Regions from separate parts of the Homo sapiens genome. Here region 2 is linked to region 1. Evidence: read pairs that join two places in POLR2A ChIA-PET (ENCODE). Cell type or tissue: OCI-LY7. All regions are shown on one strand. Each heading gives the region's core, and the rest is flanking DNA. Links, peaks and the distances in the headings are about the cores only. Region 1 overlaps TIAM2 (TIAM Rac1 associated GEF 2). Region 2 has its middle 63 kb from the start of TIAM2.

What was found. ChIA-PET counts read pairs that join two places held together with the same protein. Peaks named below come from ENCODE experiments on the same cell type or tissue, not always from the same donor. Only the 100,000 strongest peaks of a DNase experiment are listed, where the experiment ranks them.
Region 2: POLR2A ChIA-PET joins it to region 1 with 5 read pairs; 3 of 35 experiments call an interaction of 5 or more read pairs at or near these places.

The regions. Positions count from the first base shown.
Region 1 is chr6:155,197,656-155,200,575 of GRCh38, reverse strand. The region is part of intron 14 of TIAM2 (TIAM Rac1 associated GEF 2); the gene reads right to left. Among named protein-coding and RNA genes, the nearest start is that of CLDN20, 65 kb to the left of the region's middle. In OCI-LY7, for the core only: no CTCF peak of the experiment used is centred there; no DNase peak of the experiment used is centred there.
Region 2 is chr6:154,930,903-154,933,822 of GRCh38, reverse strand. No RefSeq gene overlaps it. Among named protein-coding and RNA genes, the nearest start is that of TIAM2, 63 kb to the left of the region's middle. In OCI-LY7, for the core only: no CTCF peak of the experiment used is centred there; a DNase peak (open chromatin) is centred at 1,562.

The DNA.
Region 1 (2,920 bases), core at 220-2,719:
AAAAATATTGTGGAATTAGACGGTAGTGATGGTTGCACAATTTTGTGAATATACTAAAAACCACTGAATGGTACACTGTAAAAGGTAAATTGTATAGTATGTTAATTCTATTCAATTTTTTAAAAAGAAGATAAGGAAGTCAGGGTAGATATTACAGGAGAGAAATTAGAATTAACAGCAAAACTCCACCATAAGAGGGTTCCAAAGAAACAAATCACAGGAAATATATGGCCACATGATTGCAAGGTTAATGAAAATCTGTATGAACCATCAAAAAAGGAACAAGAATAGATAGCGAAGCTATGACTGTAAATAACTGACCTTTCCCTGAACTGAGAAAGCCCCAGATGATCACAAGACCTTTCTGATCATCAGTCCCAACCCTCAGATAAGAATCCAGATGAGAAGACAAGGACTATCAGCAATCCGATCACATCTAAATTTGCTTTACTGCAAGGCAAATTATAACTGGGTTTTACTCTATGTATATTAATAGATAAATCTTTAAAAGGAAAAAAAAGCAGTTAAAATCCAGACATTTTTCCCTACATGGAAGGAAAAACAGGAAGACACAGTTCTATCTGTGTGTGCCACTGACTATGACCTTGTCCAAGCTACCAGAGGCTTGATGTGTCTCTATACCTTGATTTACCCAGCTGTGAAAGTAAAATGATAATAACACATCTCTGCTCCATCAGGGTGATGTGAGGGATAATTCATGTTTTTAAGGTTCTTTGTGAACTTTATATTGAGACAGCCTGCTATTATTAGGAAGCCTTAACAAACACGTTCTCTACCGCAGTCAAGACCTGACTCTATTTAAGGAGGGAATGGGACTGGCTGCAAAACCAAAATGGAATGTTTGATCCATTACTTTGCTTTTTTCGCTTCATAAAATTTTGGAGGAAATGTACACTCCTGTAGTTCTTATATTGTCACTTCAATCACGTTAAATACAAGAATTTCAGAGAGAGAAGGAAAAAATTTTAAACTATTTTGCCTCATCCCTTGTTTTAAGAGTCAAGAAAATAGTTATAGTAACCTGCCCATGGTCACAGACGAAAAAGCCAGGAACTAGAATCCATTTGAGACCTTATTTGAGACCCATAGTCTTTTACAAATGTTACTATCCCCAAATTAAAACACAACTCACTGTCACTATTGGCCTATACTGGTGATATAGAAGTTACTGTTCTCAGGCTGGGCACGGTGGCTCACACCTGTAATCCCAGCACTTTGGGAGGCCGAGGTAGGCAGATCACCTGAGGTCAGGAGTTCGAGACCAGCCTGGCCAACATGGTGAAACCCTGTCTCTATTTAAAAAATACAAAAATCATCTGGGTGTGGTGGTTTGTGCCTGTAGTCCCAGCTACTCAGGAGGCTGAGGCAGGAGAATCGCTTGAACCTGGGAGGCAGAGGTTGCAGTGAACCGAGATCGCACCATTTGCCTGGGTGACAAAGCGAGACTCTGTCTTAAAAACTTTTTTTGTAATTAAAAAAAAAAAATAAAGAAGTTACTGTCCTTTTTTAGTTGTGGTTTTGGTTTAGCTGGCAAATTAACTGTCATGGGCACCAATTAGCCCATTAAAATTGCAGAGCAGCACAGACGTGAGCCAGCAGCTAGGCTCCGTGGACTCCCAGGATATGCAGTAGGACTCCAGAGCTGGGGCATGTGGTTCTCCACCACCACAGCCATGGGCCATCCCAGGGTGCCCTCCACACATGTGCCACTGATGGAGACCTCGGCTCAAGAAAGTCTCGGCACCATTCCCTTGCATCAGATTTATAAAGAAGAAATCATGGAAGCCTCAAGATGTGTTCCAAGGATTCCTTTTATCCCCCATAATTCATTCTTAAGAACGTTGCCTTAACTTTCATTAAGAGATTTTTTTTTTTTTTTTTTTTTTTTGAGATTTGCTCTTGTTTGCTCTTGTTGTCTAGGCTGGAGTGCAGTGGCACGATCTCGGCTCACCACAACCTCTGCCTCCCGGGTTCAAGTGATTCCCCTGCCTCAGCCTTCCGAGTAGCTGGGATTACAGGCATACGCCACCATGCCTGGCTAATTTTGTATTTTTAGTAAAGATGGGGTTTCTCCATGTTGGTGAGGCTGGTCTCGAACTCCTGACCTCAGGTGATCCACCCGCCTCGGCTTCCCAAAGTGCTGGGATTACAGGCGTGAGCCACCACGCCCGGCCTCATTAAGAGATTTCTAACAACCTTCCTTTCACTCAATAGCTATTTACTCAATGCCTGCTATTTTTATCAAGAATTGTGCTGGCTGCTGTGTCTGAAACATCCTTTACACTCTTCAAAGTCCCTGTTTTCAAGGGATTGTCAGTAGTAGGTTAATTAGGACAGGCACACAGTGAGCGATATTGCAAGGCAACTTTCATATCAGCCATACAGACAAAATGCCTTCAGAGTTCAAAAGAGGAAGAGCCCAAGATTCCGCCAGTGTGACATGCAAGCAGCCCCACACTTCTCACAGACTACAATTGTAAAAGAGAAGCATGAAAGGTGAGTATTCAGGTTCTGTGAACTTCTACTCCCAGAGATCCCAAAAAATGATAAAACTTCTATTTGTGCTGCACCTTTTAAGTAGACCTAGCACATGTATTAATTTTCTCCTCTTTCCCCAGTGAACACATACTGACTTGCTCAGTGATATGGTTTGGCTGTGTTCCCACCCAAAGCTCATCTTGAATTGTAGTTCCCATAATCCCCACCTGTCCTGGGAGGGACCCGGTGGGAGGTAATTTAACCTTGGGCATGGTTACTTCCATGCTGTTCTGGTGACAGCGAGTTCAAACGAGATCTGATGGTTTCACAAGGGGCTTTCCCCCTTTTGGTCGGCCCTTCTGCTTGCCGCCGCCATGTGAAGAAGGACATGTTTGCTTCCCTTTCCACCATGATTGTAAGT
Region 2 (2,920 bases), core at 304-2,803, 270 kb after region 1:
TCCTGGCCAAAGATGATGTTGGGGTGGGTCTGTTGTCTTCCCCCACACCTGGGATCCACTGGCTCACCCACTCTGTGACTGGGGCTCCCAGGAGGCCCAGTCCCCTTCTCCCTGGAGCCTCTGCTGGCCCCTACACTAAGCTTCCCGGCACCCCCATCCCCATCCTGGAGATGGCCTGCTGTGATGACAGGACTGGTTCTAGAAAGCAGGGCTCGTTCCACATCCTTCTTACACTAACTCCATCTTTTCCCTGGGAGATGCTCGCAGGCTCTGCAGTTCAGTCAGGTTTTGTGTCTTGAAGTCTTCAAACTTCTTCAGACAAAAACCTCATGAAGTAAGCGCTGGGGGATGTTATCTTCATTTCACAAAAGAGAAAGCTGAGATGCAGAGCGGCTCACCAAAAAGATATTTAGTCAGTAAAAGCCATTCCAGTAAGTTATGAGAAAAACCAAAGATATGCCATGAAAGTTTGAGGAAAGCACATTCCAGAGTGGCGGTTTCCCCCTCTGTAAAAGGCAAAGGCCCATCCACGCTCCCACAACGGCCATCGCCATTTCAGAATCTGAAACAAAATGTGCTTCCCAGCTCTTTTCTTGCATAAAATAAACAGCACCACGTTTGAAATCATTATGTAAAATTAACTTCAAAGAAACAAGAAACACAGCCTAATAAAGGGGGGGGAGTTTCAGAAGTACCATTTTCAGAAGTACCATTCTCTCATATCCAACCCCCACCACTTTTCCAACTGAATGCAATTTTTGCCCAGAGAGCAACTTTGTCTGCAGAGACTACCCTATACTTGGGAAGGAAGAATGTAAGTAACAAGGTGCAAGCATCAGCATAAGTTGCAACTTCAAAAGGAATATAATCACCGTTTCTGTAAACTCTCCCTTCCAGATAAACAACTGTGTTCCCAGGTTGAAGATGAGTCATGTCCCATCCCCAGAGTCCTCCAAACCACACATTCCTCTTCCTGTCCCTGGCAGTCATTTGCATACATCCTAACCTAAACCAGGGCCGCTTATAAAAGAGCTTGTGTTGAACTTTCTTCTATTTAATTCCAGTGCTTTCTTCCAGCTACCCAATCTGTATGTAATTAAAATCATATTGCAGCAAATGTTGAATGGTATGAAAAGTTTTACCATATGTATACAATTGACTAGTTGTAGAATTTGGCATGTCTGCAATGATCCCATTAACAAGGAGCGAGCCTGGCTTATTTTGGAGTGCACGTTATATGCTTTGGATAGGTTCTGTTTTTAACTTGTTCTAACACTGCCCGTGATGTTTAACCCTTTGTTAGCGGTCAACAAGAAGTGTTCCTGCATTTCAACAATGAGGACCACTGTACCCTGATCAAAACCTCAGGTCAAAAACAATTTGTCTAGTGGAGGAAGTTTCCTTTGAAAAATTTCCATTTTCTAAACTAAAATTAGCCTGCTCAGTCTTGACAAAGGCTGAGCAGATACCATCAGAGCCTCTGGGATCAAGCTGAACCGAATGGAGAAAATACAGATGTAATCATCGCTTCCAAATACTGAGACCCAGGGTGCTCCTTGAAGCTTGAAAGAAATGATTTTAGGACAAAAAGAGGAAGTACTGTACTACTGCAGATAATAAGCATTTGAAACTTATGTCCCAAGAGGTAGCAGATAAACTATAAATAAATTCAAGAAGGAGTTAGCAAAGGTCATGCTGAAGATCTACCTTTGAGGAACATTCCTGACATTCTGTGACTGACACAAGGGAAGGAAAACATCTTTCCGCCTCATCACCCTCCCCACCCCACCCACCTTTCCCACACAACAATTGAAAAAACTGGGGCCTTTGTCAGAGGAAGAATACAAGGTCAGATAAGCCTTTGGTCTGACTCTCTGGGTCAAGACTTGATAAAATTTGTAGATAATAGAGCTGACCAGTTGCAATTTTGCTTTAAAGACATTCTTCAGTAAAGACTGCAGAATGAGTTGAAGTCTTTCTCAACATGTGCCATGAAGAAACATATGTTCTTAATCTGTGGGTTTAAAATTGTTTTAGAATTACATCGATGAGACATATCCTCAAAAGAAAAATCAGGCCACCAACCCCAAACACAAGAGTATAAGAGCAGTGTAGGATAATACTTCTTTCTAGCTTAACGTCTTACAACAAATCTGTTGTAAAAGTTCTTTAAAAAGGAACGTTCATCTGGAGCTTAAAAATATGCATACAGGAGATTTGACAGAGGGTATTAGTTTCTCGCTACAGGCAGGAGCCCCACTAAGCTGATCTGAGGATACAGTAAAGGCAAAGGTACGCAGCACCTCCAGGAAAGGGAGGTGGAGAAAGAAATGCCTTCATTACATTCATCAGATCAAGTTCTCAAATCAGAATTCAAATCCTCAGTTCTCAGTGCTGAATGTTAAGCCACGGAACGTTAAGATTAGAAAACCGCCAAATGAACCTAAACAATTCATCCCTTAAAAAGGAGATGGTATTGTGACCAAACTTTCTTCTTTAAAGTTGGGTACCTGGGTCAGGTATGGTGGCTCATGCCTGAAATCCCAGCACTTTGGGAGGTCGAGGCGGGTGGATCACTTGAGGTCAGGAGTTTGAGACCAGCCTGGCCAACACGATGAAACCCCAACCCTACTAAAAATATCAAAATTAAAAGAGAAAAAAAAAATTAGCCTGGCGTGGCGGCACATGTCTGTAATCCTAGCTACTTGGGAGGCTGAGGCAGGAGAATGGCTTGTATCCAGGAGGTGGAGGTTGCAGTGAGCCGAGATCATCCCACTGTACTTCAGCCTGGGCGACAGAGAGAGACCCTGTCTCAAAAAAAAAAGGAATTGCTCTGAGACCAGTCCAGACAGTGCTGCCTCCATCACCACGCATGGCTTAACTGACACAGAAACACAAGATGCTTTCACCTAAACAAGGC